Linked DNA regions of Homo sapiens: all the other regions are linked to region 1. The links are chromatin loops, found by intact Hi-C in ENCODE. Cell type or tissue: GM12878. All regions are shown on one strand.

Region 1 (5,000 bases):
GAATACAGAACTAGACGGGGGAAATATGTGCCTGTGTGTGTGTATGTGTGTGCACCCGTGTGCATCTGTGTTGTTGTGGGTCTGGTGTGGGGTATTTGGAGCTATAATTAACTGGTCATATTTTTCATAAAGAGAAGGTAATTAAAACAATCAATGGCCCTGAAATGACACATATTATTGTCATTATTGTCAACTTTAGATCATGAAAGTATACCTTTATAGGGTAAACAGGTAAATCATCAGGATTTTTCAACATACTATCTTCTTTTTTTTTTTTCTTTCTGAGACGGGATCTCACTGCATCACCCAGGCTGGAGTGCAGTGGTGCGATCATGACTCACGGCAGTCTCGACCTCCTGGGCTCAAGTGATCCTCCTGCATTAGGGCCCCGTGAGGCTGAAACCACAGGTGCATGCCATAATGCCTGGTTTAATTTTTTTGTATTTTCTGTAGAGACAGGGTCTCGCTATGTTGCCTAGGCTGGTCTTGAATTCCTCACCTCAAGTGATCCGCCTGCCTAAGCCTCCCAAAGTGTTGGGATTACAGGCGTGAGCCACTGTACTCAGGCCAACATGCTATCTTCTTAATCAATACATATACTTTTTTATTCTGAGGGGCCACAAAGATGCTGTTGTTTCTGGTTTCCTGACTGTGTGTCGATCCTAAGAAGGTTCAGAGATTGTGTTTTAATAAATTCAGTTTCAAAAACACGTAAATCAACAATTTCACCACACCCTGCTAATCATTCCAAAGCCAAGAAAATAAAACCATTTCTTGAGGAAACTTAAAAAGAATAGAGAATGAAAGGAGAGGATCATTTAATAGTGAGGATTCTATTTAAAAGAAAAAAAAGCATGACTTGGAATTCAACAAATAAGACAGTGATACCACTGTTAATAATCATTGTTGGATAATGTAGGTTTTCCAAATACCTGAAATGTTCTTATTTAAGTGAGAAAGTAAAAACAGTATTTAAAAAATGTAAATCTTTCCCTAATGTGTTTAATGTATTATACATACTTCCTACATTTGAGACATAATATGTTGAAGATATATCACTGTGCAAAAATACAGTTCCTTAGTTCCTTCTCAGGGTCTATTTGCTCTTTATGGCTTGATATCTCTTCTCTCATGCTCAGAAACTCTATTATTACTGTTATTATTTATTTATTTATTTATTTATTTATTTGAGATAGAGTCTTGCTCTGTTGCACAGGCCGGAGTGCAATGGCGTGATCTTGGCTCACTGCAACCTCCACCTCCTGGGTTCAAGTAATTCTCCTGCCTCAGCCTCCTGAATAGCTGGGACTACAGGCACGTGCCACCATGCCCTGCTAATTTTTGTACTTTTAGCAGAGACAGGGTTTCACCATGTTGGCCAGGCTGGTCTCGAACTCCTAACCTCGTGATCCACCTGCCTCAGACTCCCAAAGTGCTGGGATTACAGACCTGAGCCACCGTGCCCAGCCTTATTACTGTTATTATTAATTATTGTTACCCTGGCTATCCCTGGTATCCTTTGCCATTTTTACTTGCTGGGAACAGGGAAAAGAGGAACCTGGGCTTATTAAAGACTGAGTCAAGGCCCAAGGCTTATCCTGGAGCAAAATGCAAAATTTAGTGCCCGCGGATTTTCTGTATCTGTTTTGGCCCCCCAGAGACCCATTTTTCATTGTTTCTTGTCCACTGCCATGTACTTAGCAGTTGAAACTTCATTAGATAATATTGGAGGGAATAACCAGCAGGAAACAATATAGCCACTTTGGAAATACTGAGTATGTAATGAATATTCATAACACAGTATTAATCCTTAGGACTTTTCTTTTTCTTTTTTTTTTTTTTTGAGACAGAGTTTTGCTCTTGTCTCCCAGGCTGGAGTGCAACGGCGAGATCTCGGCTCACTGCAACTTCCGCCTCCGGGGTTCAAGCGATTCTCCTGCCTCAGCCTCCCGAGTAGCTGGGATTACAGGCGTCTGCCACCACGCCCGGCTAATTTTTGTGTTATTAGTAGAGATGGGGTTTCACCATGTTGGCCAGGCTGGTCTCGAACTCCTGACCTCAGGTCATCCGTCCACCTCAGCCTCCCAAAGTGCTGGGATTATAGGCATGAGCCACCGTGCCCAGCTTAATCTTTAGGTTTTATAACATCTGAGCAAACCAGAAGTATTTTTCACAAAATGAAATCCTTAAGAGGATTTCCTGGGAACAATTATTAAAATTTTCTGAAAGGGAAAGTTTTTACAAAGGATATAAGTCATTATGACTATGTGGATAAGATATAAAATTCAGCATATATCAAGAAAAATTGTACCTATAAACTTACCAATTTTTAAAAACATGGAAGACTATTAAATGAGCTAAGAAGTGAGATTAAGGTTATATAAAAAGAGGCATTTATTTCACAATAAAGTTGAGACTGAGAAAAATTTTAGTGTATCAGGGTATGTTATGTTTTTGCTATGATAAATGGATATTATCTTTGAAAAAGCAGACTTTCTTAATCAAGTGGCTGAATACATTGTTCTACTCCACATAGCCAGCAGGGGGCAGAAATAATCTAAAGCACAGAATTTTGATTTTCCACTCCCAGAGGCTCTTAGAAGTTCCCGTCCTTGAAGGCTTTGAACCTGCTCAATTGAAAAGACTTATTTCCTCACTGCTGTGTTCATGGATGTTAATTTTGCCTAATTTCAATCTAATTTGTCCCTGCTTGGGTTGATGATCTAAAATTCATTTAGCACCCATGCAGTTTTTATTTGTGACAAAGAGCCACCTCCTGATTTTCACTGCTTTTCATTATGATACAGGAGAAAGACTAAGGAAAAATAAATGTGCTCCAATTTCACGGAATTCCAAAGGATAATGGAAATGTCATAAGCATTCAAAATAACCACTTTGTGTAACTTCTCCGGTGGCAGGCATCTTTCACCCTGAAGTCACGGGAACAACGCTGAGGGGCAGCCAGAGATTATGTGGGCTTTTCCATGGGAAGAACCACTCTACGTTATCACCTTCTACATAGTAAGTGGACTTTATTTTTTATTTTACTTTATTTATTTATTTTACTTTATTTATTTATTTATTTATTTGAGATGGAGTTGCACTCTTGTTGCCCAGGCTGGAGTGCAGTGGCACAATCTCTGCTCACTGCAACCTCCATCTCCTGGGTTCAAACGATTCTCCTGCCTCAGCCTCCCGAGTAGCTGGGATTACAGGCATGCGCCACCACGCCCAGCTAATTTTGTATTTTTAGTAGAGACGGGGTTTCTTCATGTTGGTCAGGCTGGTCTTGAACTCCCGACCTCAGGTGATACGCCCGCCTTGGCATCCCAAAGTGCTGGGATTACAGGCGTGAGCCACCGCACCCAGCCATGGACTTTAATTATAAAGTAATAATCACAGTAAAACTGAAAGAAAGCCAAGCCAAGGGGCTTATAAGCTGTGAGAAAATCACTGAGCTTAGCATCTTTTAGCCATCTGGTGTCTCCTCTTTACCTGTGGCTTCTTCCTTTGTTTGCCTGGTCATATTTATAGTGAATGGCTTTCAGAGTGGCTGAGGGGGAACTGGGGCCCAACATTTCTAAAAGAAAAGGTAATTGAAAGTGATAGAAATTCAAGGAGAGTTTCCTTAAAGAGCACTTCTAGGGGGAAGTCCTACTGGAATTGGTCTGTGCATAGAGAGGAAACGCCTCTTGCTCCAACAGTTTCCTGCAAATCAGATCACTGCATGCAAAATGGGAGAAGAGTTAGGGCCCTTGCAACCTCAAGGGCAATCACATGCAACCAGTTGCAGCACATGAGACTTGCAGGGCACATTCCAAAGACATGCTCCAAAAATTTAACTAAAAATTTCCAAAGTGCAATCAGAAGGTCTTCACAATTCTAAAGGATCCATTTATGACAACAGCCACATCTAAATTTCCTAGAACTACAGCATTGATTTTTTTTTTTTTGAGACAGAATTTTGCTCTTGTTGCCCAGGCTGGAGTGCAATGGCGCGATCTTGGCTCACTGCAACCTCTGCCTCCCAGGTTCAAGCAATTCTCCTGCCTTAGCCTCCTGAGTAGCTAGGATTACAGGCATGCGCCACCACACCCAGCTAATTTTGTATTTTAAGTAGAGACGAGGTTTCTCCATGTTGGTCAGGCTTGTCTCGAACCCCCGACCTCAGGTGATCCACCTGCCTCGGCCTCCCAAAGTGCTGGGCTTACAGGCATGAGCCACCGCGCCCAGCTGATTTTTTTTTTTTTTTTTAACACCTACTATGTATTATTCTGGAGACTGGGCTAATGGACATGAGGACTCAAGGCGGAACCCAAAGAGATCACAGCTCTGGCTGAAGATGCAAAGAAATGATTTGGTGATTACACTTTTCTTTGTTATCTCTAGCTACCCTTCATTAGCATGAATGATTGAGAGATTACGATACTTAAAATGCTGGCATACAATATACAGTCAGCTCTCAATTTCCAGTGTGCAACGAAATAACTGAGGCTCTCTAAGGCTTACCCTAAGTCCCAGGGATCTGCTAGGCAGCTCAGCACATCCCCAGCTCACACCCCTTCACTGCTCAGCCTGTGTGTCTGCACAGACTGCAGCCCATCTTGAGATTATCCTAAGTAAAAAGGAACTGATTGGGTAAAACAGCTATAAAGAGCCACAGAAAGCTTTTCAAAGCAAATGTAAAGAAACCTAAAATAGCTGATGAGCCAGAAGCCCTCCCTTGAATGAATAAGTGAGTGTTAGCTATGTTTTTAAAAGTTACTGACATGTTATTCTAGTTTACATATGACATCGATTTTCACTCCTCTGCTCTTTTATGGTGCAGGCCGTTTTACTAGTCCCACAAAAGTGTTTCCACTCTCCATGTTCTTGGTTTTATGACCGAAATAACCTCCACGTCAAGCAACTTTAAGGGATCGAAATGTCTGGAAGAGAGAGGTGACACTGCCCAATTTAGATCCAGCTCAGGTTCTGCAGCAACAGGGTCTGGGTGACGA
Region 2 (5,000 bases), 110 kb after region 1:
CTTCTGCTCAGAGGCCCAGGGAAAGTACATAAAAATGAGAAGAAAGAAAAGCTAGACAACAAAAGAATTCCAGGGAAAAGTCCCAGGGAAATAACCCTCAGAAGCCAAAGGCCAGAACATCTCTGAGGTCCCAGGCACAGGTCCCACTGCTGGCCCTGGTCACAGAGGGGCTGTGAGAAGTGCTGTGATATTCAGAGCCCACGAGGCGAGCGCAGCATGGAAGGAGGGGCTACTCACGGTGTCATTGCTTCCTTTGTTGTCCTCATACTTGGTTTCTATATGAATGGAGAATTTCGGCAGAAAGGAACACTGTGGGAGAAAAGCAAATTTTCATTAGCATAACATTTTTTCTCTCTTCCTATATTCAGCAGAGCTTCTGAATACTTTCCTGGCCATTTGGTTGCAAGCACCGTCCCGGAACAGAAATGTTAAGATACTAAGTCAATATCCAAATTCAGACAAAGGAAAGCCGCCTTTAGGACAATGAACACAGTTTCATCCAGACAGAGGTCAGGCCACAGAGAATAACCAGCAGTAGAGGGCAAGTCCCTGAAGAGAACATTTCCAAAAGGAATATGTTCTGTGACTCCTAGCATAAGCTTTAGAAAAGCAAACCCCTAAATCACGCCAGTTCCAGTTCTGGTGAGCTTACTTTTGGGGAGCAGCTACCATTGCTGGATTCCTGGGGACCCAGCCTTAATCTTTATATAAATGCTCATATAACATTAGCAAGGGGATATAGTAGAACTTTAAAGTCATAGATTATTGAAGTCAGACAGACCTGGCTTTTATTTTTAATTTTTAAAACATAAATTTATTTTTAATTTTTAAAACATAAATTTATTTTTAAAGTAAAATAAAAAAAATTTTTAAATTTATTTTAAATTTTAAATTTTATTTTTAATTTTTAAATTTTATTATTTTTTATTGTTTTGAGACAGGGTCTTGCTCTGTCGCCCAGGCTGGAGTGCAGTGGTGTGGTCTCGGCTCACTGCAACCTCCACCTCCCAGGTTCAAGTGATTCTCATGCCTTAGCCTTCCGTGTAGCCCGGCTAATTTTTGTATTTTTAGTAGAGATAGGGTTTCTCCATGTTAGCCAGGCTGGTCTCGAACTCCTGAGCTCAAAAGATCTGCCCACCTTGGCCTCCCATAGTGCTGGGATTACAGATTACAGGCGCCCGGCCTTCTTTTTATTTTTATTTTTGAGACAGAGTCTTACTTTGTCACCCAGGCTGGGGTGCAGTGGTGCAGTCACAGCTCACTGTAACCTTGACCTATGGGCTCAAGCGATCCTCCCACCTCAGCCTCCCAGGTAGCTGGGACTACAGCTATAGGTGTGTGACACCATGCCTGGCGGATTTTTAAAATTTTTTTGGTAAAGGCAAGGGTCTCTCTCTGTTGCCCAGGCTGGTCTCAAATTCCCGGCCTTATGCGATTCTCCCGCCTCGGCCTCCCAAAGTGCTGGGATTACAGCCATGAGCCACTGCATCCGGGCGAGACCTGGCTTTTAATATGTAATTTGGATAAGTCATTTAACTTCTCTGAACCCCAACAGAGTTAAAACAGGAGTAATAATTATTACCTAAGAGCAACACTGTGAGGGTTAAATATTAATAAAATGATGTTTTAAAAATGTATAATACTGGGCAGCAAGAATGCATTCAGCAGACAGCATCCATGGGTAGAAACTGAACCAGAAAAGGCAGCCCCTGTCTTTGTCTTTGTCCACACGAGGGACAGAAACCCCAAATGCAACCCAGCCCTACAGCCCCAGTCTCGCTGAGTCAAGTCCTATGCATTCAGTAGATGTGAAGGGTTAAGGTGGCTTAAGAAGAGAATTTTGATGGATGTTGGTGTAACCACGCTCTAGCTAGCCCTAAGCTGGGCATTAACTTTCTTGGCCACCAGAGATGGGATTGACGGCTAATGGGCAAAATGACCCAGCACCTGCATTGGGATCTGTGGGTGTTGGGGAAACCAGACTTGGCCTGATAGCATCACAGTCCCAAGAGGCTGGATCCCTTATACATGATTCCAGTACTCACATACTGTCTATACCAGACACTGCTACAAATGCTCTGATGCTCTCACTCATTTATTCCTGGCAACAATCCCGTGAAGGAGGTACTATTACCATCCCCCCCTGCTTTAAAGATGAGGAGATGGAGGTGCAGAGAGGGTAAGTAAATGGCCTACAGTCTCATGCAGCCAGGTGGCCAGGTCTCAGTGTCCATACTCTTCACCATACTGAGTGGTTCTCAAAGAGGAGTTTCTGGACCAGCTCCAGCAGCCCAGAATTGTTAGAAATGCAAATACTTGGCCAGGCACGGTGGCTCATGCCTGTAATCCCAGCACTTTGGGAGACCAAGGCAGGCATATCACCTGAGGTCAGGGGTTTGAGACCAGCCTGGCCACCATGGCGAAACCCCGTCTTTACTAAAAATACAAGAATTAGCCAGGTGTAGTGGTGTACCCCTGTAATTCCAGCTACTTGGGAGGCTGAGGCACGAGAATCGCTTGAACCTGGGACGTGGAGGTTGCAGTGAGCTGAGATCATGCCATTGCACTCCAGTCTGGGCAACAGAGTGAGACTCAGTCTCAAAAAAAAAAAAAAAGGAAAGAAAGAAAGAAGGAAGGAAAGAAAGAAAGAAAGAAGGAAGGAAGGAAGGAAGGAAAGAAAGAAAGAAAGAAAGAAAGAAGGAAAGAAAGAAAAGAAAGAAAGAAAGAAAGGCAAATTCTTCAGCAGACCAACTAAATCAGAAACTCTGGAGGTGGGGTTCAGCAATCTGTTTACCAAGCCCTCCAGTGTATGCTGAGGCATGCTCAACCTGGAAAACCACCTGGCTATAGCACACACATGCTTCAGCCGCACAATGACCACGCTCCCCTTTCAGCCCAGCTGAGACCCCTGGTGGCACCTGCACGAGAAGACAGAGGCCTGGGACGTGCCATCGATAATTCTCCTGACATCACATGCCAGGACGCGTTCAGCACGCATCTGTCTTAATCTGAGTGAAACAAGGGATCTGAACCGTGACTAAGGAAACACGGAAACAATCAATCCCAGTAATTGCCTTTATGGAGAACAAGGCCCTGCGATTATTCATTAACACCCTCTCTGCTGTCTCCTCTCAAACTTCTCACTCCATAACCGCTGCCCTTATATCCGGGTTCAGGTAGCACCAAGGAGCAGCTGCTCATCTCAAATGAAGACGCTGGAGGACTCAGAGCCCCAAAGCAGACATGAGAACGTGGGGGGATGCCCTGGCTGAGACCCTCTTAGACACGACAAGCCTTTAGGTAAATCGATTTTGTATTTTTTATCCCATAATTCATATGAGAGTCAAACCAAGGAGTGGGGAGAGTACAGAGTTGTGGAGCGTGGGTGTGGGTCTCGGTGCACCAGAGTGGAACACTGTGAGGAGTTTTTACCCACTGAACCTCTAAACCACTTAGCTAGCCCAACACATGAATTTTAGCATTTGCGTATTAAACCCAATTATGAAATGCAAAACTCCCATGCAAATTAGCAGATGTTGTTATTTTTGAGTGGGGACTTTGGTTATTTTCATATCAGAATGGCAACCTTGCCACGAGGCTAGGAGTAGTGCACCTGGCTTCAGCAGGGTGGCCAGAGAACAGCTCCTGGTAACTCCAAGCGGGTCAGTACTTTCTCCTTCGGCAGGTGGTTGGGGCTGATAATCCCCTTGGGATGTCTGATGACTCGTTCTCAGAGTCCTGGGGTGTGCGGGTGTCTTGAGTTAAAATCAGAATTATCTGTGGCTCTGGGCTTCTTCAGTGCCGTCACTGAAATCTCTCAGGGGTGATGTCCATGTTAAGATAACCTTCTGCCTCCCCCATGCAGGCTGGTTTCTCCAAAAATCCAGCCCACTAATCCTAGCGGAAGCTTAGCTTTAAAGCAAGGTCTTTTATTTCTTCCTGATTGGCTCCCTGTTATATCTCATCCACTGATCTATCCTACATCCCTTACCCTCTCAAGGTCCCTTGCCTGGCTTCACCCTTTCTCCCCTCTCCCTTGCAGCTGATCACTTTGAGTCATAGTTTAATGAGGACATGAACTGCATGATAGAAACACTGACACATCCCTTTCCTCCATTACAAATCTGCTTATTTCTTTACGTTTCTTATTCTTTGTGAATCCGAGAAAGATATATCCTCCTCTTTTTCAGTGGAGAAATAATATAATGAAAAGCACTGAGACATCAGAGCCAGCTGACTTGGGCTCAAATCCAAGATGTATCAACCTGGGCAAGTTATTTTACTGTTCTCAGCCCCAGTTGCCCCAGGTGGAGAATGGGGACAATCCTTTTCCGCTCTGTAGGAGTGTTCAGAAGATCAATGAGATCACACAGCTAAACCCCAGCACAGTGACTGGCACATAGTAGGTGCACAGTACAAATTATTTGTAAGCTCTTCTCTGGAACCTTGTTTCATTGATTATTTGCATCTTTTCCCTGCTTCCTTCCCACAGCCTAAAAATATAATGAAAAGAGACACAGTCTTAAAAAATAAATAAGCACAAAGTTCCCTTGATCCTATTTCTTCCCCCATCTATAATCAATTCCGTATCTCTTTCTGTCTTCATAAAAAAACTTATTAAAAGAGTAGTCAGTAGCCGGGCATGGTGGCTCATGCCTGTAATCCCAGCACTTTGGGAGGCCGAGGTGTGTGGATCACCTGAGGTCAGGAGTTCAAGACCAGGCTGGCCAATGGTGAGACCCCCATCTCTACAAAAATACAAGAATTAACTGGGCATGATGGCAGATGCCTGTAATCCCAGCTACTCGGGAGGCTGAGCGGGAAGAATCGCTTGAACCCGGGAGGCGGGGGTTGTAGTGAGCTGAGGTTGCGCCACTGCACTCCAGCCTGGGCGACAGAGCAAGCCTCCATCTCAAAAAAAAAAAAAAAAAAAAAAAAGAGTATTCAGTTTCAGTGCTTCCTGTCTCTACTTTTTCCACCTCCCACCTGATCATCAAAGG
Region 3 (5,000 bases), 130 kb after region 1:
TGGATCCTCTTCCCGTCCTCTGACATGCTGAGTAATAGCAACTCACTAGGAAAGCAAGGCCAGAAGGGAGACAGAGCCGAAGACATGAATGAAAGCATGTTTTCTGAATGGGGGATGGTTTGCTACTCACTTGCACTTCTAGGATAATCATGCAGGGAAACGAAATTCAGGCTCATACGATCTAGGGCTGGACTTGTCAAGGCAGAAATAAGCAGAGGATGCTCATGAATACTGATATCTACATACTATAATGGCAAGACAAGAATTTAAAGAGACAGGGAGACCACATCAAATAAAAAGAATTGCATGTAAATAACAGAGATAGGGCCAGGCGTGATGGCTCACGCCTGTAATCCCAGCACTTTGGGAGGCTGAGGCAGGAGGATTGCTTGAGCCCAGGAGGTCAAAATTAGCCTGGGCAACATAGCGAAAACCTGCCTCTAATTTATAATTAAAAATAATAATAACAGAGATGGGAATGGATCAGTGTGACTTCCCAAATACAGGTGAGCATATGGCCAGGTAAGAAACTTTCAGACGGCAAGCCTTCTCAGTTAAAAAGGGTTAAGAATCATCCCCCTTCACCAACCTAGCAAATTCTCACTTAAGAAAGTAGAATCGATGTTTAAAATTCTGAACTGAAAAGATGTATCAACACTTGTCTAGACAGTAAAGAAATACACACTATCGTGTAGTTCACATTATCTTACTGATCAAAAAGATCAAAGACCTCAGGGCAATTCTGCATTCCCTTTTTTTTTTTTTGAGACAGAGTCTTACATTGTCACCCAGGCTGGAGTGCAATGGTGAGATATCGGCTCATTGCAACCTCCGCATCCCAGGTTCAAGTGATTCTCCTGCCTTAGCCTCCTGAGTAGCTGGGATTACAGGCACACACCACCACGCCCAGCTAATTTTTGTATTTTTAGTAGAGGTGGGGTTTCGCCATGTTGGCCAGGCTTGCCTTGAACTCCTGACCTCAAGTGATCCACCTGCCTCGGCCTCCCAGAGTGTTGAGATTACAGGCATGAGCCACCACACCCGGCCTTTGCATTCACTTTAATCCCTGAAATATACTATGTTGGTATACCCATAGTCATACTGTTTTATTTTTACAGAAAGAAATCTGCTCACAAAATCTTTCCAGTTGTATTCTGCAGATCTCAACAACTGAGCTGAACACAACTCCACAGACATTTGTAAACTGCAGAAGGGAAATCAAATTTTTCAGTACTGCAAGTGGAAAATAAACAAAAAAGAAGAAAAGGAGAATTTCTTAGTAAAATCTTCTACCAAACATTCCCTTAAACAACTCTGTATTCTCTGCTGATTGCCCTCTGTAAAGTCATTTCGAGTGGTGTTAAAAAAATGCAAACAATTTTAAAATGTTATGTTTTGTTACAGTAGAGCCACGTGTTCTATCACCTGCTCTTTCCCCTCAAAATGGCTGAATTAATTTTCTCTGAAGTCCAAAGAAGAGCTTGGGAACAGCTAGAGCAAGTGGAAACGGGATAATCTGAACAAACAAAACTGGCTGTTCCAAAGCTCCTGCTTCACCAGGCACTAATTGGGGTGCTGAGATGTAGAGGCGAGCTCTGGTCCCACACAAGGGCAGCGGTACATCTGTGAATAGGCTGGTTTGCAACTGGCTCGTCCATACAACCAGTTCATTTTCTAAATGGAAACAAATCCAAATGCACAAACCCACTGCCATCCCAACGTACTGCTGACTTTGCTGTGTGGTTGAACAGAACTGACTTTGCTTGAAAAGGAACTTACGGGTTCTGTGTCACCTGATTCTAAAAATAAAACACTTCCATTACTGTTGGGCATTCTTCAAAAAACTTTGGTATCTGAGTAATAGTCATCTTCAGGCAACACATTAGCTCACTGAAATTTAGAAAAAAATAACATTTACTGAAATAGAATTGATCCACTGGCATAGTTAGTGGGCACATAATGGCTCTGACCTAAAGAGAAGTTTCTGGAACACCTCTAAGTCTTAAAAGATTGGCCTTGCAAAATCCAAGATCCCTTGGACAAATCAGCTCGGGAAACGTTGCATGCCACAGCTCCCTTTGGAGATTCACAATGTACATTAGAATAAGAAAGGCTCTGAGAAGTCCTATAATTATAAAATCTGTTTAGCTCTGTATAGCCCATCCCTTACTTAATGGGCTGTGTACCATCTTGAATGGTAGTTATAAATGGTTCTAGACTGCTTCCATCTAAATTCTCTAGAACTGTGACGATTTTTGAGCTTGGTCGTTCTGGCTCTGTGATGACACCGGTCTCACATAATCTTCTTTGTTTTTGGGTTTTTTTGTTTGTTTATTTTTTGTTTTTGAGACAGGGTCTTGCTCTGTCACCCAGGCTGGAGTGCAGTGGCATGATCCCGGCTCACTGCAACCTCCACTTCCTGGGTTCAAGGTCAGCCTCCCGAGGAGCTGGGATTACAGGCATGCGTCACCATGCACAGCTAATGTTTGTATTTTTAGTCGAGACAAGGTTTCACCATGTTGGCCAGGCTGGTCTCAAACTCCTGACCTCAAGTGATCCGCCTATCTCAGCCTCCTGAAATGCTGGGATTACTGGCATCAGCCACCACACCTGGCCTTACTGTCCTCTTCTCCACAAGGGTGCTTTTCAGGCCCGTGCCTAATTGCTGCCTTGCTCATCAGTGCCCCCAACTGGAGGACTGTTTCTTTGGCCTGGTCCCTAAAAAAAGGATATTTCCCTTTGTCTAAAAAAAATTATGTACTGCACTAAATATCGAGGGTTAATTGTGATACATAGATAAAAGTTATTTCCTAACCCGCTAACTCCTGACTCCATGGCCTCAAAGAAGGGACTCTTAGGGACTTTCACCCTCTTAGCTTACATCGTAGATGAGATAGCCAGATTTTTTTTCTTTAATTTCCTAACAAGCCCAATCCTAGAGGTCTGGTATAATAAACATAATCTTCCCTGGACTTGTTCCTGTGTTCCTAGTTATGAAATACAGTGGTTTGTACTGCCCCTTGGCTGGGACTCAGGGGAAGGTGCGGGGAAGAAAGGCTTAAGAAAGGAGACGGGGCTTGGGAGGAATGGGGGTCACTGGTCTCTAAACACAGCACCTATCAGCTCTTTGGATTACTGGGGGAGCTTGATAAGGCCCAGACTGTGAGGGCAATTCCTATCCCAGATAGTTTAGTGGCTTTCAGAAACATACCTCATTCTCCCCATGGCCACTCCTGGGCAGATAACCCGGGTTCACCTGGGGTGACTGATGACAGACTCTCAGCTGTGAGCAGCCTTTCCTCTCTTTCTTGGCTCTTCTAAACCAGCCCTGAGTAATCTCTCTCTCATAGTGGCTCAATACGATTTGAGGTTCTCATGAAAGAGTCATTTCATCCTCCCTGGTCTGTTGCAATTTTATTTTTCCACCTCTCTCATCTAAATAATTTAAAATGTTGGGTAACATTGACAACCCATCTGCCTTTGCTTCTGTCATTCTAACTAACACAAAGGTGCATCCCATTTCTCCTCTTTTGTGGATTCTTATTAAGAGAGATGCCGGTGGAGAGGGGTGATCACGGTCGCAAAATATATACGCCAACTGTATTACTCTAGGTCCCTGCTATCCATTTCCTGTAACTTAAGTTTTCAAATTCCTACAAACAAGAAGAAAATCCTTTGTTCTTCATTAGTACCAAGGCTGAATTGATACTGCTGATTTATGCTCATCTGAAAGCGCAGACTTTTTTTTTTTTTTAGCTCTAGAAAAACAAAATCAACTCCTTTGGAAGGCAGCCAGTCTCCTCAGGCACCTTTCTTTGCAGACTTTACCAACTTCAGAAGAACCCACCAGTTTGGAAGAACTGGTTGAATGGTCTGTCCTCTGTGAAACTGTCATTGTGTTGTTGTTTACTGTATAATTAAGTGTTTTTTTTTTCCCATAAGCAAGCTAAAGATGTTTTTCCCACTTCCTGGGCAAATGGCATTTCCACATAATTCTAAACACACGCAGTCACTCACAGTGATGAAAAAGCTCTTATGTCTTGATAATTGTGATAGTGCTGAAGCCCTAGATGACTCTAAATAGGTTTCTTTGCCTGGGCTTTGTCACGAATGAGGGCAGCATGAGGTCTGAGTAATAGGCTAAACAGTCAGATATAAGACCTAGGGGATCCTAGTATAGACATCCTCGTGCTCTGGACTAATGCTTTCCAAGAAGAGACATTGGTTTGGAGGTTTCTGAGCCCTCCGGGCTGCCTCTCTGAGGAAAGGAAGGGCACCGTGATCCTAACTGGGGCTCTGACCTTGGGGAAGTTTTGCTTTGAGGCACCGAACAGGAACTATGGAGCTTGGGAAAGACAGCAAGAAGAGGTATTTAGGATTAAAGGATCAGGGGATAAAGAGCACAATTCAAAAGCATTTAAAACAGGAAAAAAGACTAAGGCAACTGAAAGCATCTGTCATAAATCCTGGGTGCAGACTCTGTAGTCAGAGTCAAGGGTGGGTTCTGCCACCAGGGCTGTCGTGGACAGAGAGCGTGAGAACACGGCTGAATCTGAGTCAAGAGGTGGCAGCTTCAAACCGCACACTGTGGGCCCGGAGGACTGCACTAGAGCCAGAGAGAAAAATCCGGATCCCCTTGTCACCAGGGAGATGGAAAGAAAAGCTGTCCTATATTTGGGATGGAAAATAAAAGTGAACTAGCCAGGAACAATGTGACCTCCTCACAGAGAATTAAATCTAGACCTTGACCTGACATTGAAAACACCACGACCTGCCCTCCATCCATGTGTCCAGGTGGCCAGGATCCACCTCCATCACTTGCCCACTGGTCCTGGAAGGAGCATACTATGGGCCGAACTGTGTCTCCCCCAAATTCCTATGTTGAAGCTGTAATCCCCAGTGCAATGGTGTTTGGAGATGGGATTTTGGGACTAATCAGGTAGGGATGAGGTCACGAGGGTGGGGCCCTCATGATGGGATTAGTGCCCTTCAAAGATGAG
Region 4 (5,000 bases), 59 kb after region 1:
ATAAATGGTGACTTGCACAAACCGTATAACAAGAAGGTAGAACTAAGGCAAAGGATGGATCCTGGTAGGTTGAAAACCAGACAGAAAGAAGTTCTCTGAAATTTATTCTCAGCCAAGAACAAAGGAGATGTCCTCATTAAGGTGCTTGCTGTTTTGAGAGAAAGGAGCTGTGCTGGAATGAGCTATCAAAGTTTTCAAGGATTGATTCAGATACAAATAAAACACAGGTGGCTCATGCCTGTAATCCCAGTGCTTTGGGAGGCCAAGGTGGGCTGATCATTTGAGATCAGAAGTTGGAGACCAGCCTGGCCAACAGGGTGAAACCCCATCTCTACTAAAAATACAAAAATTAGCCAGGTATGGTGGTGGGCGCCTGTAATCCCACATACTCAGGAGGCTGAGGCAGGAGAATGGCTTGAACCTGGGAGGCAGATGCCACAGTGAGATCACACCACCACACTCCAGCCTGGGCGAGACTCCATCTCAAAAAAAAAAAAGAAAAAAAAAAAAAAAAGAGCGCATGTAATTGGGGAGACTGTTGTTTTTCAGCAAGGCCAGTGTGTTGGATGGTCCAGCCCTATGGATACTGACGTTGCCAAAAATGATGGCAGAGTTGGGAGACAGGAAAACTAAGTGGAGATTGAGTAACAGCCAGGGCCAATGATGGTCCCTGAAGAGTTAGAGACTTAATTTTGAGACTTGCAAAAAGAACCAGCAAGATACGAAAGCAAATTGAATCCACACGACGAGAGATGGCATCCTCCCAAGTTAGGAGGCACTTAAGAAATAGTTGTGGAATGAATGAATGAATGAATCTTCCACATCTCATCCCAACTGTTGCTTACCTCAGATTCTTTGTAGTAGCGCTCTGGAATTTCATCGCAGGCAATATCAATAAAGCAAACTTCTCTCTCCACGTCTTTGGCTTCATTGTCGAAAATCTGAAAAAGCAGAGCAACATATCAAAGGTTAGTGATAGCAGGTGTTACCCTCCAAAGTGCCCGAGGCAGAATAACCCCCACACAGAGCATCTTCACACGTCTCAGGGCCCCCGGCTAGTGCTTTCACCAGCCTCAGAATGCGCAAGAATCATAGAAGGCTTTGATTCATGGCTTTGGTTTTGTCACATCAGAGGCAGGTGTAGCATCAATCACTGCTTGGTGAGAGGTAGAAGAAAAACTGGGCTGTTTTTAGGAGTTCAAGAGTGAGGAAATTAATCTCTTCCAAAAAAAAAAAATCTCTTCCCAAACTGAAGTCTGCTGATTTTTGGCAGTTCACCTGAACAGGAGGAGTAAAGAGGTTGGAAAGGGTCTGGCTAAATTTGAGTCAAAAAGCAGGGATATAGGCCAAGAGTTAGAAAAGTGTGTGTTTTTTAAAATTAAAATTATATATATGTTAAAAATATATATTTTATATATATATATATTTTTTTTTTTTTTTTTTTTTTTGGTTTTTGAGACGGAGTCTCACTCTTTCGCCCAAGCTGGACTGCAGTGGCGCTATCCCGGCTCACTGCAAGCTCCGCCTCTTGGGTTCATGCCATTCTCCTGCCTCAGCCTCCCGAGTAGCTGGGATTACAGGCGCCCACCACCACGCCCGGCTAATTTTTTGTATTTTTAGTAGAGACGGGGTTTCACCGTGTTAGCCAGGATGGTCTCGATCTCCTGACCTCGTGATCCGCCCGCCTCAGCCTCCCAAAGTGCTGGGATTACAGGCGTGAGCCACCGCGCCCGGCCATATATTTTTATATATATTTAGTTTCACAAATAAAACATGCTCATTGCAGAAAATATAGATAAGCAAAAATAAGAAAATAAACCACAATCTCATTATCCAGGGGAAACACACCTGTTTTTCTTGATCATTTAAGGGCACAATTTCCTTTGTACACATAAAGGTAACAAGGTAAAGCTTGGTAAGACACTGAGATGGTTTCCTGCCAATCTGCTCTAGGTTTCACTGGCCCAGAATGCACATCACTTGCAAAATAATAATAATAATAATAATAATAATAATAATAATAATAATAACAACAACAACAACACAGCCGCAATATATAGATATAAATGTCGGCCTGGGCTCAGTGGTTCATGCCTGTAATCGCAGCGCTTTGGGAGGCCGAGGTGGGCAGATCACTTGAGGTCAGGAGTTTGAGACCAGCTTGGCCAATATGGTGAAACCCTGTCTCTACCAAAAATACAAAAATTAGCCGGGCGTGATGCTGCACACCTGTAATCCCAGCTACTTGGGAGGCTGAGGCAGAAGAATCACTTGAACCCAGGAGGCAGAGGTTGCAGTGAGCCGAGATTGCGCCACTGCACTCCAGCCTGAGTGACAGAGTGAGACTGTCTCAAAAAAAAAAAAAAGTCTAAATTTCAGTGGAAAAATTAAGTTCTTCTAGTTCTTCTCACTGTCATTTTTCTGGTCTAAAGGGATAATCATCCTTCTGCAGGATGATAAACAGCTTTCTTTTTTTGAGACGGAGTCTCAAGGCTGGAATGAAGTGGTGGGATCTGAGCTCACTGCAATCTCCGCCTCCTGGGTTCAAGCCATTCTTCTGCCCCAGCCTCCTGAGTAGCTGGGACTACAGGTGCCCACCACCAAGCCCGGCCAATTTTTGTATTTTTAGTAGAGATGGGGGTTTCACCATGGTGGCCAGGCTGGTCTTGAACTCCTGACCTCAAGTGATCCATCCGCCTTGGCCTCCCAAAGTGCTGGGATTACAGGCGTGAGCCACCATGCCCGGCCAACAGATTTAAGTTTGGACAACCACTTCATTCTTAGAGGAAGTCTTAACTGTAGCCACATCCCACTGTTTAGCTCATTCCTGGAGGGAATCAACAGTTAACACTAATTACATCTGACTCTTCGGGAGAGAATGCAATATTTTGGAAGAACAGGGTGGTTGATACCCAAGAACACTGTCCTAACCCAAACTTGGTGCCTATTAACACAGTCTCCCACAAGAGGGCATCTGAAGGGCTCTTTATAGGCTCAACTCATCTCGGTTGGATTCTCAAGTTACTTGAAACGATTAGTCCTTTCTAAATGCTTTCTGAATAATATTTGTGTTGTAATTATCCTCCAAGTCGGCTGGTGGTTCTTCTCTTCTTGCCTATTCTTTTCTAAATATTTGGAGACTGGACTCTTCAGATTTGTCCAAGGAGATTAACTCCCTAGTCTGACCCGAGGTGGCCACTGACTTCTCCAAGTCAGAGAAAGATTGGTTCTTGGATTGGCTCTGATTCTTTCCACTGCTACTTGAAGTCAAGTGCTTCAGGACACTCCTAAAGCATTTGGGAGGGACAAGTGAACTGCCTCGAAATGAAACAGACAGTGGAGAAACAAGTTCAAGTTCAAGTGGAGAAATAAGTTGTGAAATAAAATACTGGGTCTCACACTGTTTGCGAGAGCCAGTCCCCCCCGCTCCTTCTTTCTTTCTGCAAATCTCTTTTAAGTATGAGCTAAGAGAAGAGAGACACATGCCTCATTAAGAAGACACACAGAGGCCAGGCACAGTGGCTCACACCTGTAAGCCCAGCACTTCGGGAGGCTGATGTCGGGCGGGTTGGGGGAGGTGGATTACTTGAGGCTGGGAGTTCAAGACCAGCCTGGCCAACATGATGAGATGGAGAAACCCCGTCCCTACTGGGCATGTTGGCATGTGCCTGTAATCCCAGCTACTTGGGAGCCTGAGGCAGGAGAATCACTTGAACCTGGGAGGTGGACATTGCAGTGAGCCGAGATCGTGCCACTGCACTCCAGCCTGGTCGACAGAGTGAGACTCTGTCTCAAAAACAACAACAACAACAAAAACCACACACACACACACACACACACACACAGAATACCCCAGAGGGAAATGAGCTTCCAGAGAGTAAATTACAAAAGTAGTTAAAAAGGTTTGACATTTATTGGTGGCAAAATCTACAGGACTCAAAGAAAGGGAACTAAGCACGGATGAAGGGGGGGCATGACAGGTTATGTAGCTTTCTCCGATTTAATTCAAACATTTTATTGATCCCTCATTGCACCCATTGCAGTTTTCATAGTATTGCCTTAGCTCCAAAGTCGCCCTTATGCCTCTGCTCTGAGATCATGGACTGGACCCTGTAAGCATTTCTCCTTTACAGTGAGCCTCATCAGTAGGGGGCCCTAAAGGGCCACTGCAAGAGGAAGGGGATTTCTTCAGATTTGGATGTTGTTGGGCTGCAGAGTGTGCCTGTGGGGACTTTCGGTCATGCTCTGCCCCAGCTGCAAGCCTGGAGTGCATAGTTGCTCAGTGACCTTGCAGCCCTAGCCTGGGCCCAGTAACCACTTCACGGTGGCCCTCCTGCTGCAGGCACTGCGTGCTGCAGGCCTTGCACTGGCAGCGTGCCCCGACTCTCTCTCCACACACACCCCTGTCCACCAACCTCCTCTGGCCTGCACCCCAGAGGGCGCTCTGCTGCTCAACCACTGTGAACCAGCCCTGGCTCAGGTCAACCTCGTGAACTTCCCCACCATCCTGCTTCTCCAATGAAGTCTGAACCCCAGCCATGCAGAGAGGCCCCTGCCAAGTTTGTCCTTCCTGGGTATTCTCTCTCAGCCTTAGGGTATCCTTTGGAGTTCCCTTTACATCCTTATAGTTGCTCCCATCAGAGATCAATAATTCCTTCTATTACATTTCTCCTATTCAAATTACTGCATGGTTTCTATCTCCTGATTGGGCCCTGACTGATACACCCATTGCATACAAAGTGCTGCCCTGGGCTTGAGGGACTACAAAGATAGCCCTTGAGAGGTTACCATCTAGTAGGAGAGACAGACTGGGGAGCTATCACCAAAAATACAAGGCAGAATGGAGTATGTGCTGCAAAAGAAAGAAAAGAATAGGCTGTCAGCTGGCCGCAGTGGCTTACACCTGTAATCCCAGCACTTAGGGAGGCCAAGGCGGGTGGATGGCTTGAGGTCAGGAGTTCGAGACCAGCTTGGTCCACATGGTGAAACCCCAGCCGGGT

The links. Peaks named below come from ENCODE experiments on the same cell type or tissue, not always from the same donor. Only the 100,000 strongest peaks of a DNase experiment are listed, where the experiment ranks them.
Region 2: it touches region 1 in a loop (3.0-fold over the local background); 6 of 110 quality-filtered maps call a loop at or near these places.
Region 3: it touches region 1 in a loop (6-fold over the local background); 6 of 110 quality-filtered maps call a loop at or near these places.
Region 4: a loop joins it to region 1, with 8 times the contacts of the local background. A loop is called at or near these places in 14 of 110 quality-filtered maps.

Annotation. Positions count from the first base shown.
Region 1 is chr17:67,687,292-67,692,291 of GRCh38, reverse strand. The region is part of intron 8 of PITPNC1 (phosphatidylinositol transfer protein cytoplasmic 1); the gene reads right to left. It overlaps LOC101928045 (a long non-coding RNA gene), which reads left to right. Exons shown (of 4, transcript NR_188294.1): 3 at 2,919-3,021. Among named protein-coding and RNA genes, the nearest start is that of NOL11, 28 kb to the left of the region's middle. In GM12878, a CTCF peak has its summit at 2,542 (motif pointing right); a DNase peak (open chromatin) is centred at 2,581; H3K27ac peaks cover 642 bases.
Region 2 is chr17:67,573,495-67,578,494 of GRCh38, reverse strand. It overlaps PITPNC1 (phosphatidylinositol transfer protein cytoplasmic 1), which reads right to left. Exons shown (of 9, transcript NM_012417.4): 5 at 238-309. It overlaps LOC124904045 (a long non-coding RNA gene), which reads left to right and starts at 3,150. Exons shown (of 3, transcript XR_007065879.1): 1 at 3,150-3,300. In GM12878, a CTCF peak has its summit at 2,899 (motif pointing left); DNase peaks (open chromatin) are centred at 264, 2,974, 3,574 and 3,989; H3K4me3 peaks cover 2,123 bases; H3K27ac peaks cover 4,903 bases.
Region 3 is chr17:67,557,221-67,562,220 of GRCh38, reverse strand. All of the region lies in intron 4 of PITPNC1 (phosphatidylinositol transfer protein cytoplasmic 1), which reads right to left. LOC124904045 (a long non-coding RNA gene) reads left to right here. Exons shown (of 3, transcript XR_007065879.1): 3 at 1,119-1,331. Among named protein-coding and RNA genes, the nearest start is that of MIR548D2, 88 kb to the right of the region's middle. In GM12878, a CTCF peak has its summit at 2,686 (motif pointing left); no DNase peak of the experiment used is centred here; H3K27ac peaks cover 238 bases.
Region 4 is chr17:67,628,084-67,633,083 of GRCh38, reverse strand. It overlaps PITPNC1 (phosphatidylinositol transfer protein cytoplasmic 1), which reads right to left. Exons shown (of 9, transcript NM_012417.4): 6 at 846-941. Among named protein-coding and RNA genes, the nearest start is that of NOL11, 87 kb to the left of the region's middle. In GM12878, CTCF peaks have their summits at 2,963 (motif pointing right), 4,157 (motif pointing right) and 4,443 (motif pointing right); no DNase peak of the experiment used is centred here.